Linked DNA regions of Homo sapiens: region 2 is linked to region 1. A link is a contact called in ENCODE Hi-C or POLR2A ChIA-PET data. All regions are on one chromosome and are shown on one strand. The core of a region is the stretch at or near the end of the contact, and the rest is flanking DNA. Distances in the headings are between cores, read along the strand shown. Region 1 overlaps LOC105371240 (a long non-coding RNA gene). Region 2 overlaps LOC105371244 (a long non-coding RNA gene).

What was found. Hi-C counts contacts between places; a loop is a spot of excess contacts on that map. ChIA-PET counts read pairs that join two places held with the same protein, here RNA polymerase II (POLR2A). Pooled maps may share reads with other maps.
Region 2: a loop to region 1 is called in a pooled map, with 3 times the contacts of the local background. The contact joins two enhancer-like sites. A Hi-C loop is called at or near these places in 1 of 50 pooled maps. POLR2A ChIA-PET finds 5 or more read pairs at or near these places in 2 of 52 experiments (activated CD4-positive, alpha-beta T cell and activated naive CD4-positive, alpha-beta T cell).

The regions. Positions count from the first base shown.
Region 1 is chr16:48,628,599-48,634,523 of GRCh38, forward strand. The region is part of intron 1 of LOC105371240 (a long non-coding RNA gene); the gene reads left to right. Among named protein-coding and RNA genes, the nearest start is that of N4BP1, 21 kb to the left of the region's middle. RefSeq lists enhancers at 678-1,179, 1,180-1,679. Within about 2 kb of position 1,878, at least 2 of the 41 ENCODE cell types and tissues checked have a DNase peak (open chromatin) inside an H3K27ac peak, as active enhancers do.
Region 2 is chr16:49,438,905-49,444,216 of GRCh38, forward strand. All of the region lies in intron 2 of LOC105371244 (a long non-coding RNA gene), which reads right to left. Among named protein-coding and RNA genes, the nearest start is that of LINC02179, 25 kb to the right of the region's middle. RefSeq lists enhancers at 2,370-3,317, 2,573-2,852, 4,374-4,875. Within about 2 kb of position 2,612, at least 8 of the 41 ENCODE cell types and tissues checked have a DNase peak (open chromatin) inside an H3K27ac peak, as active enhancers do.

The sequences.
Region 1 (5,925 bases), core at 628-3,127:
AGGCACCATGTGAAGTCGCAGGTGTGCATTTAGAGGCCTGATGGTACAAATCATGTCTTTACACACTGCAGTCATTCGCGTTGTGGTCAGCTCCTGCTGCAAGAGTCTTTTGGAACAAAGGGCCTAGTGGATTCACAGCCTCCATCTCATGTCCTCTGTGGTCTCGTTGCATCCATAATGAGTGGACTCACTCAAGGTGTTAAACTTGTTTGGGGAGTGTAGGAGCAGATGAACATACAGATGAGCTTTGACAGTTCCTGTGGGGTGCTGGTGGCTGCCTTATGCTGAGCTGCGTGGTGGTGATTGCTCCCCATGGGTGCTCCGATGGGCCTTCTGCGATCACTTTCCCCACTCTCCCTCATCAGACTGTGAGCTCCCTAAAGCCCAAAGTGGAGATCATGGGTCCCTGCAGTTCTCACAGCCTTGGACATAAGCCCTCGGTGCAGACAATGACTGAGCACTCACCATGTGTCCTGCTTATTTAATTTATCACTTAATTGATCATGCTGTCATCTTTTTCTGCATAATAACTCCCCGAAGTAGGTGCCATTATTATTCCCTATTTTGAGATGAAGAAAATAAGGCACAGAGAGGCTGAGCAACTCGTCAGGGTCACACAGCTCCTGACTGGACAGACTGTGAGTCCGATAGATTTGGCTCCAGGCGCTGCCCTCCTTTCCACTCTCTGCTGCCTCCGTGATCTTTTCTCTTTGTCTTGAGAAGTCAGGGAGGGAAAGCTGGGCCACGTTTACTTTAATTCAACATAAAACAATAACATTTGATTTAGCAGAGTGTATTGTGTTTGAGTTCCGGCTCTGCTAATAATTAGCTGTTACAACCTTGGGACAGTTACTTAATGTTTTCATTTATCATCCATAAAACGGCAACAATGACACTGATTTCACAGGGCTGTTGTGCGGCTGGGTGAACCGGCATGCATAAGGAACTCGGCTCACTGCAGCCTTGACTTCCAAGAGGTCGCCAATTCCATTTGCCACAAATGGGCCAGGTCCTCAGAGTATGGGGCCCGGAACCGCAGCACAGACCTCACTCAAGAGCTTGTTAGAAATGCACAGTGCTGGCTGGGCGCGGTGGCTCACACCTGTAATGGGAGGCCGAGGCGGGCGGATCTCCTGAGCTCAGAAGTTCGGAATGACCCTGGGCAACATGGTGAAACCCCGTCTCTACTGACATACAAAAAATTAGCTGGGCGTGGTGATACGCGCCTGCAGTCCCACCTACTTGGGAGGCTGAGGCACGAGAATCGCTTGAGCCCCCGGAGGTGGAGGTTGCGGTAAGCTGAGATTGCACCACTGCACTCCAGCTTGGGCTACAGAGTGAAGAATTCGTCTCAAAGAACAAAAACAAAAACAAACAAACAAAAAAGAAATGCACAGTGCCAGGCCCCATCCCACAGCCCCAAGCCTGACCTTTTTTTTCTCTCTAACATAAAAGCTTGCAAGGACACTCGCCATGTGCCCTGCTTATTCAATTAATCACTTAACTGATCATGCTGTCATCTTTTTCTGCATAATAACTCCCTGAAGTAGGTGCCATTATTATTCCCTATTTTGAGATGAAGGAAATAAGGCACAGAGAGGCTGAGAATCGGAATCTGCATTTTCATAAGGTGCCCAGGTGAGGCGTAAGCGTGCTACAGCCCTAGAAGCCCTTCTCTACAGCAGTGGATTCAATCACCTTCCACTAGGACCCCCCGCCCAGTTATACCCGTGGTGTGGGGTTGGGGCTGGGCAGCCCAATTTTACCAGCTGCTTCAGCCTATTCTGAGGTGTGGGGATCCAGCTACAAGAAAGAGCAGAGATAAAAGACGGAAGCAGTTTCATCATTTTTGATGTGACAAGGAAGTCACGTTTTTGTCTGGAGTTCTCGGACTCTGTCATCTTTTTCTGGGTTCTCCTTCCGTCCTGACTCAACTTGGCATTTTGAGAAATGAAGCTTTAGCGACTCAGGAAGGGTGGCCAGAGACAACAGTGCCACCTTGTGGCAGCAGCCTGGCATTACAGTCCTGGAAGGCGGCTGTTTAAATGGAAAGAACTGTGATAACAGGGTAGTCATAGAGAAATCTCAGCGAGCCTTTATTATATGCCAGACGCCATGCCAAGTCTTCTTCATGGATTTGTTTATTTAAAACTCACAAGAGTAAGAAGTAGATACTATTATTATCCCAGTGTTACAGGCCTGGAGGAATGGAGCTTGAGAGAGAGGGAGCTATGCTCATGATCTCTGGGTAGTGAGGGCTGGAGCTGGGGCCAGCTTGGGCAGTCGGGCTTTAAAGTCCACGATTCCAACCCTTTTTTTCTTTTTTTTTGAGAAGGGGTCTCACTCTGTCACCCAGGCTGGAGTGCAGTGGTGCAATCTCGGCTCACTGCAACCTCTGCTTCCCAAGTTCAAGCGATTCTCTTGCCTCAGCCTACCGAGTAACTGGGATTACAGGCACTTGCCACCATTCCCCGCTAATTTTTGTATTTTTAGTAGAGATGGGGGATTCACCATGTTGGCCAGGCAAGTCTCGAACTCCTGACCTCAAGTGATCAACCTGCCTTGGCCTCCCAAAGTGTTGAGATTACAGGTGTGAGCCACCGCGCCTGGCCTGATTCTAACCTTTGGATATATTTCCTTTTTAAAAAAAGAAGGATCCCTTTCTGGTGGGGACCTCCAGATTTTAGACTCTTTAGACCTGTGCTATTTTATTGACTGGAGCCAAGCAGTGAAGCCCTGGGTGGGGAGCTGGGGACCTGGGCTCTGGTGTTAGCTCCCCTCTCTCCTACCCAGGGAGTCCCGGGCAGTCATTCAGGTTCTTTTTCTTAGTTTGTAGGTGGAGGATAATAATATTTCACCTGGGCCGGGCGCGGTGGCTCACGCCTGTAATCCCAGCACTTTGGGAGGCCGAGGCGGGCGGATCACGAGGTCAGGAGATCGAGACCATCCCGGCTAAAACGGTGAAACCCCGTCTCTACTAAAAATACAAAAAATTAGCCGGGCGTAGTGGCGGGCGCCTGTAGTCCCAGCTACTTGGGAGGCTGAGGCAGGAGAATGGCGTGAACCCGGGAGGCGGAGCTTGCAGTGAGCCGAGATCCCGCCACTGCACTCCAGCCTGGGCGACAGAGCGAGACTCCGTCTCAAAAAAAAAAAAAAATAAATAAATAAATAATATTTCACCTGTTCACCTTATAGCATCTTTGCAAGAATCTATGGAAAACAGACAATTGGAATTGAAATTGTATAGCAGTGGGAAAGGCAAGGTAGTGTCTGATATTCTTAGCAAATAGAAGGGTAAAAAGATGCGATTTTCCCTGATACCTCAAACCAACTGCACTTGAATTAACATAGAAACAGAAAACCAAATACCCCATGTTCTTACTTATAAGTGGGAGCAAAATATTGGGTATTGGGACACAAAGATGGAAACAATAGACACTGGGGACTCCTAGAGGGTAGAGGAAGAGAGCTGCAGGGGTTGGAAAACTACTTATTGGGTCCTATGCTTGTGACAGAATCAATCGTACCTTAAACTTCGGCATCATGCAATATACCCATGTAACAAACCTGCATGTATATCCTCTGCATCTAAAACAAAAGTTGAAATTAAAAAAGAAAAGAAGAGACGTGGCTGGGCAAGGTGGGTCACACCCATAATCCCAGTACTTTGGGTGGGCACCTGTAATCTCAGCTACTCAGGAGGCTGAGGCAGGAGAATCGCTGGAACCTGGGAGGTGGAGGTTGTAGTGATCTGAGATCACGCCACTGCATTCCAGCCTGAGGAACAAGAGTGAAACTCCATCTCAAAAAAAAAAAAAAAAAAGAAGAGACGTGGTTGTGCTAGGTTAATAATAAACCCTAAACTCTCAGCAGTTCAAAAGAACAGAGTGTCTTTCTCACCCCATGCTGTGTGTCCACTGCAGGTCCACCAGGGGCTCTGCTTGTCTTAGTCACTCAGGGGCCTTGTGTGACAGAGACTCCATCTCAACAAGTGCTTCTGTGACCCAGCAGGCAGTAAAAAGAGGATGGAGACCACAGACTGACCTGTCTGCTTCTGCCTAAAAGTGACACATGTCATTTTCACTCATACTTCATGGGCCAAAGCAGATCACATGGCCGTGCACGAGCTCAAGTGGGTGGAGAGGTGCAGCCCCACCATGTGCCCAGAAAGAGAGCTGAGCATTTGAGACCTTTCTTTCTTCTTTTCTGCTTTCCCTCTTCCCTTCTTCCTGCTTTCCTTCCCTTCTTATTTACTAAGTGCCTACTATTTAGATGATGTATCCTCACTGGGATTATCATTTGTTATTTAAAAAATTTAAATAATAAATTTAATTTGTTTTGTTATTTATTATTTACTTTTTTTTTTTTTCTGAGATGGGGTCTTGCTCTGTCACCCAAGCCAGAGTGCAGTGGCACGATCTCAGCTCACTGCAACCTCCGCCTCCCAGGTCCAAGCGATTCTCCAGCCTCAGCCTCCTGAGTAGCTGGGGTTACAGGCATGCGCCACCGTGCCAAGCTAATTTTTGTATTTTCAGTAGAGATGGGGTTTTGCCATGCTGGCCAAGCTGGTCTCAAACTCCTGAGCTCAGGTGATCCACCCACCTTGGCCTCCCAAAGTCCTGGGATTACCGATGTGAACCACTGTGCCTGGCCTGTTTTTATTTTCTAAAGATGGGGTCTTGCTCTGTTGCCCAACCTAGAGTGTAGTGGCTATTCACAGATATTATCATAGCTCACTGCATAGCTCACTGCAGAACCTGGGTTTACTGATGCACACCACTGCACCCAGCCTCACTGGGATTATAAAATAAGACAAAACTCCGTCCTCAAGGCTCACATGATCTCATGGCCGAGTCAGAAAAGCCGACCAAGATCAGCACAAGTTGATATGTGAACACAGATATGAGGCAGCTCACCCAGCCTGGTGTGAAGCTAAGGAAGGCTTCCTGGAGGACGTCCCCAAGGAAGGTAGGAACAAGCCTGATGAGAGGCAGGGGAACCTGAATAGCACAGCTCATGCCTGTAATCTTAGCTACCAAGAAGGCAGAGGCGGGAGGATATCTGGAATCCAGGTGTTCAAGACCAGCCCAGGCAACATAGCAAGACTCTTAAAAAAAAAAGACGCAGGGAGATCATTTTCAGCAGAAAGAGCAGAAGATGAAAATGTCTGCAGGAGAGCTCTGTGGCCAGCAGTAAGATGTTCTGCAGGCCTGAGGAATGTTGTGGGGGATGGTGTGAGGATGAGCAGGCACAGCAGGAAGTGGGTCCAGACCACTTAAGGCTTCAGGACCACTGGAGACTGGATTTCCTGAGAAGGCCATGGGGGCCATAGAGAGGCTGGTTAAATTTATTTTATTTTTTCCAATTTAGCCTTGACTTGAAACTCATAAATTTGTTTTCTCTGAGACAGGGTCTCACTATGTTGCCCAGGCTGAACTCAAACTCCTGGGCTTGAGCCATCCTCCTGCCTCAGTCTCCCGGGGTACTACAGGTGTAAGCCACCATGCCCGCCTGCCATAGAAAGGTTTTAAGCAGGACATTAACACTGTGAGGTCCTCTCTCTGTAGGGTGGGTTGGAGGGGAAAGGATTGAGAACAGAGAGACAGCACTTTGAGAGGCTGAGGCAGGTGGATCGCTTGAGGTCAGAAGTTCAAGAACAGCCTGGCCAACATGGTGAGATCCCGTCTCTACTAAAAATACAAAAATTAGCTGGGCGTGGTGGTGTGTGCCTGTAATCCCAGCTATTCAGGAGGCTGAGGCAGGAGAATTACTTGAACCTGGGAGGCGGAGGTTGCAGTGAGCCGAGATGGCACCACTGCATTCCAGCCTGTGCAACAAGAGTGAAACTCCATCTCAAAAAAAAAAAAAAAAAAAAGAAAGGAAAGATAGGATGCTGATGTCATAGCTAGAGGGAGATGACAGAGC
Region 2 (5,312 bases), core at 1,362-3,861, 810 kb after region 1:
AACCCCAGGCTTCTTGGTCTAATTCTCAAGGTCAACTGATATCATTAGAATAACATGAACTCAATTTGAGTTACAGCAGGGAAATCATGTTAGGAAATATGGGTCACTCATCACTGAGTAATGAAGCTGTTACCTTGCGCGATCGGAAACGCGCTTGCACAGAAACCTGTCAACTGTCCTCGTCCCATTGTAGGGCTGGCTTTTAACAATGGAGTCGCCCACAAAAACCAAAGCCCACTCCGAGAGGGAGGATTGAGCAGGGACAGCTTTGGTACCTGCAGCCTCAGAGCCAGCCAGAAGGGCAGGATGTCCTGGAACAAAGGCCGGATTTGTTCCCATTGGTTTTCATTGAGAAGCTTTCTCTGTGATTCTTGAGATTCTCTTTAAAGGCCACAGTGGGAAATGGGGTCAAGGGAAATGCCCTAAGGTCGAAGAACAGGCAAAACCCTGTTGGTTGAAGAGAGAAACACCAATGCTTAGCACAGAAGAACTAGGCTCCAACAGTAGCCCATGCAGAGAGTAAGAGTCATGACATGGATGAGTAAATGAGGGTGGTGGGTTAGGCATACAATGGAGTGGTGAGACACCCCCCTCAACACACACACCTACTTTGCAAAAGGGATCGCTCCTGCACAGCTAGAAAGTGTGCCAGCACAGTCAGGTCTCCCAATATTTCCATGAAACCTAGGAATTCAGAACTTTATGTAAAAATCTCCTTATTTTAGAACAGTGGTAACTCACTAAAAATAGTGGTACACAAAACATGAATCGGTGCTGCCAGTTTGTGGCTTATGGGGTTAAGAAATGCTGATGGTACTCTGTCAGAGATTACAGCCCTGGGTTAGGAGGCCTCAGTTTCCACAGACTTCCAATGCCACCATGAGGGAGGGGGGCGGCCCAGCTAGGGAGCAAACCTGGGCAAGCACTCGAGCTCCTTAGAGTGGACACCGAGCTCTGCCCAAATCCCCAAAAGCCTCCTGGGAACAGCTGCTTAGGCATGCTGGTGGCTCTGCTCCTGGCTGAGCCCATCTCAGAGCCTTACCCTCAGCCAAGAGACACTTCACACACTGACACCCCCCACCCTGGGGTGGCCACATCTAATGGTCAATGTTGGGGGCCGGTAGAAAAGCCTGGATTCTTCACCCCAATTTGGAACATCTCTGAATGATCACAGCAGTGCCAGGGCTCCCAGGGGATCAACAGAGGCCTTTGCTATGACTGCATCACCGCCCATCTCCTTCTCTGCCCCATCCTGAGTCCCTCTCTCCCTACAGAGGCTGGTTCTGCATACAAATATCCACCCCAGAGCCTACCTCCCAGGACACCCAACGGTGACACCCTCTAAACCCTCATGTTCTCATGAGTCCTATGGAGAGATTCACCCACTTTACCATGCCTTTGAGAGTGTAAGGAGATGGCACAGGCAGGCAGCCTAGATGGGAGTGTGCCATGCGTGTGGGAGGTGCTCAGTGACTCCTTGCTGAACATCATGGACCGAGAGCTTAGAAGAAGGCAAGAAATATGTGGCGATAGTTCCTAACCACCTGGAGTTCACTCCCCTAAACCAGAGCTTCTCACCCTTGGCACTGTTGACATTCTGGGCCGGATAATTGTTTGTTGCAGGGCAGGAGGGGCCTGTCCTCTGGGCTACAGGGTGTTTAACAGCCTCTACCCACTAGATGCCAGTAGCAACCCCCAATTGTGAAAACCAAAAATGTTTCTAGACACTGCCAAATGTCCCCTGAGAAACAAAATTGCCCCTGGCTAAGCAGCGCTGCCCTAAATCATTAAAGTTCCCTGAGCCACCTCTGAGAGAGAGTCACGGTTTGGGGCCAAAAGTCAATCAGGGGCCCTTCCTAGGCCCCTCCACAGGGAACAGGGAATCTCAAGTAAGGCCAAGGGGAAACGTGAGAAACGTGGGGCAATGGCAACAGCCCACGCACGGGGGTGGGGACGCTGCTTCAAACCCCAGCCACGCATCCTGCAACCCGCACAGGCCGGTCCCCTTCTCCCAGCCTCAGCGTCCTGAGATGGGAAATGGAGACAGCAATTCCATTCCTTCGACCTGCCAGGGAAGTTTCCCCAAACAATGGCTTGGTGCGTGTGCGTGTGAGAGTGTTCTGACAGCAGTAAACGTACTGTGCAGAAGTACAATGGGGTTGGCTCCCACAAACAACCATCTTACCCAAATTCAGCTAAGTGAGTGCAGACAAAGAGAAGGAGAGAGAAATAGGCAGGCAGAGGCGCATTTATTGACCCTGTCACTGTTCCCTCATCCCCATCGCCCCAGGGACAGGGAAGGCACAGCTAAAATGCCCAAGAGACAAACAAACAAACAAAATAAGTGAAATTCTCAGAACCCATCAGGTCCTAATGATTCACAGGATTTTTGAAGGTAAATTTTACTACAGAAGATGTTGCTGTATTGGGCAATTATCCAAGCCTTGAGTAGGGATATGACTGAGTTTTGTTTTTTACTCCAAAAGCAGTGAATAAAAAGCATTTCAAAGAAAGTAATGCCAACTTGACAAACCCATTCCACCAGCAGTGGGCAGCAGAAACAGGAGGAAAAAGAAAGTTTGCCTCTGAAACACCTGGTAGATGTAGACCCGGGCCTCCGCCTCCTCTCCACTGCCCGCCCTCCATCCTGCCCTCCCCGGAACAGACGGAAGCAGCGAGATCCTGAAATAGCCTCGCTCTCAGCGGTGAGACAGGAAGCCACCAGCCCCAGGCCTGAAAGCCATCATGCAGTTGACACAGGGACCCCGCTGATGCCGCGTCATTTACCTTCGGGGGACTCGCAGCCGCCCCCGCAGCCTGGGTTGGCAGGCCGGTGGAGGTCGGCCAGAGGCGTGCTCCCTGGGGCCATCCCAGGGAAGGCCCAATGATCACTTGCTCCAGAGCAAGTGGCTTCTTCCCCACTACCCTTCTCTGAAACCCCACACTCTGGTTCTTCCATCCCAGACCCAGAGGCTTGATTTACCCCATAAACAGTGTGGGGTCTATAGATTCTTTTCGGGGGCCATTAAACATGCTTGAGATCTAAAAAGAAAAAAATAATAATAATTGTGACTGTAAAATACAAGAATAAAACTGAAAAATCAAAATTACTAACAAGTTCAAAACCACAATTCTAAAACCCTTTTCACTTTTTAAGCAAAATAATTGTACAAAACAATTGCATTCTATGTAAGCTGAGTCAATTTTTTTTAGTCTATTGTTGTAGTGTGGAAAAGGTTCTCACACAGATCTTCAGTTGACCCCCCCAAAAAACTTACTCCTTTCACCTCCTAGAGGTAACTTTCTCTTGTCTTCCTGTGTCTAAATGGGACGGTGAGACAGAAAATCTGCAAGTCCGTACAACACCTCTCTTCCTGAATCTGCAGGACAGTCTCTGAGACTCCAGGGCACAGCCACTGTAAAAGCCAGTCTTCTGGAGCTATAGAGAGTTTTAGCACAGATCTGAATTCCTGGATGCATCCAGGAGCTAATTCTAAACGTCTGTCCCCCCAGCCCAAGATGTCAGTCACCTGTTTCATCTCTGCAAGTTTAATGGAAGATGCCAGGCTAGGAGTTAGGGGTGGGGGTTCTTAGACAAGCCTGGCCCTCTTTCTTATAGAAAGCGGAAATGCCATCGTTCTGCTCCAATGTCACCACCAAAAGTAGAGAAAAACAGGACAGACTGAGAGGGCCATTTTCATTAAGAAATAAGAGCTAGAAATAGCACCTTTCACCTGGGTGAAAGAGATCCAGTTCTTTGTGGAAGAGAAAGCTATTCTCACTGATTTCAGATGCAAACAAAGCGTGCCTGTGTCTTCCATCTTGACATCCACTTCCCTCACTTCCCTGACCTACAAGCCCTAAGCTAGGTCCATCCCAGCCCTGCCACTCTGCCCCTTCTCTACTGCCCCTTCTCCTCCAGGAAATCACATGTGGTTGATGGAGGGCAAATGCCTGCCCACTACCTGCCGGGTCCCCCAGTTGGCAGAAATCTTTCTCCACAGTCGGTGGGCAGGGTTGTGTTTATTTTGCAATTAACAAAGAACAAAGGAAGTGGCAGGGCGCTTGGAGGTGGTGCTTCTGGCTTGCTTTTGGGGACCTGAATTCCTGCCTTGCTCTTGGCTCTGTCGGCTCTGGCTCCTGGGGTGGGAGGGGAGTCACTGCCCTCAATCATTTCACAGCAGTCTGTGTCTTTTTTGGCCAGGTCACTAGCTGCAGCAGATGGGCCCTTTACTTTAAAAGAAAAGCAAAGAGCAAAGCTCTGCCCAAATGGGGCCCAGGGCGTGCTCAGGTCTGAGGTGATGAGTAAAGGTATCCCCCTTTACTCATTGATTGTGTCATTGAGGGACCAGCGGACCAAGAAATTCCCTGCCATGCGAGTGTCGGAGAACAGCCCCTTTGTCACGCCCTCTTCAAAGCGTGACCCGTGTCCCCGTGCACTACATTGGGATGAGACAGACCCCTGCTAACAAAAACAGGGAGATTTGGGGGTGCTTAGGGGGTGTTGAGATAGCAGATAGGGCTCCAAGTTACCTACGGTAAACAAAGCAAATTATATTTACTTCCATGGGAGCCTGAGATTTTGACAGCAAAGAGAGACTTATGGTAGAGTTGTTGCTGCATTTATATTTAATAAATTTAAGAGAGAGATGAAATAGACTTTAGCAAGGCTAGTGAAATATTTATAAAAGCACACCGAAGCCGTGTAAGGGAGAGAGAGGGAAATAAAACAGCTCGCATGTGGGATCAAATCGAGCAAGCCAGCTTTTAACCTGACAGCTCCCTGTGCACTGCGGGCAAGAGAGCTGCCAATGGGCCACAGATGCACCACACCTGAGCTAGCCGGGAAGACAGGGAGGTGTAGGGAGGGGAGGACGGGGTGCAGACGGGTGTGTGTGCACAGGCACAGCCAGCTCCATGCAATCCAGGGCATCTGTCACACCTGTCCAGCTGCTCAGGTGCGCCTGGCACCTTACAATGCCAAGCAGAGCACATTCCCCCACCCCTGGCCTACATCCAGTTAAGCCTATGGTCTGGTAGGAACATATGGGGCTCCTGGAGTTGGGGGGCCTTAGACAGTGGGGGCTGAACACCCTGGGCTTCCATCTCTTAGGAGAGCCTGTCTGTCTTCAAGCCACTGTCCGAAAAAGGTCTAGTCTTGGGATGATGAGATTGAAGGGAAATGCATTAGATTTGTTAACTTGCAGATTTATAACATTTTTTAAATGCACAAGTACTACATATTCATAGTGGAAAGATAAAAAAGAAAAACAACAGATAAATTAACAAACATGCAAACCCCATCACCTATA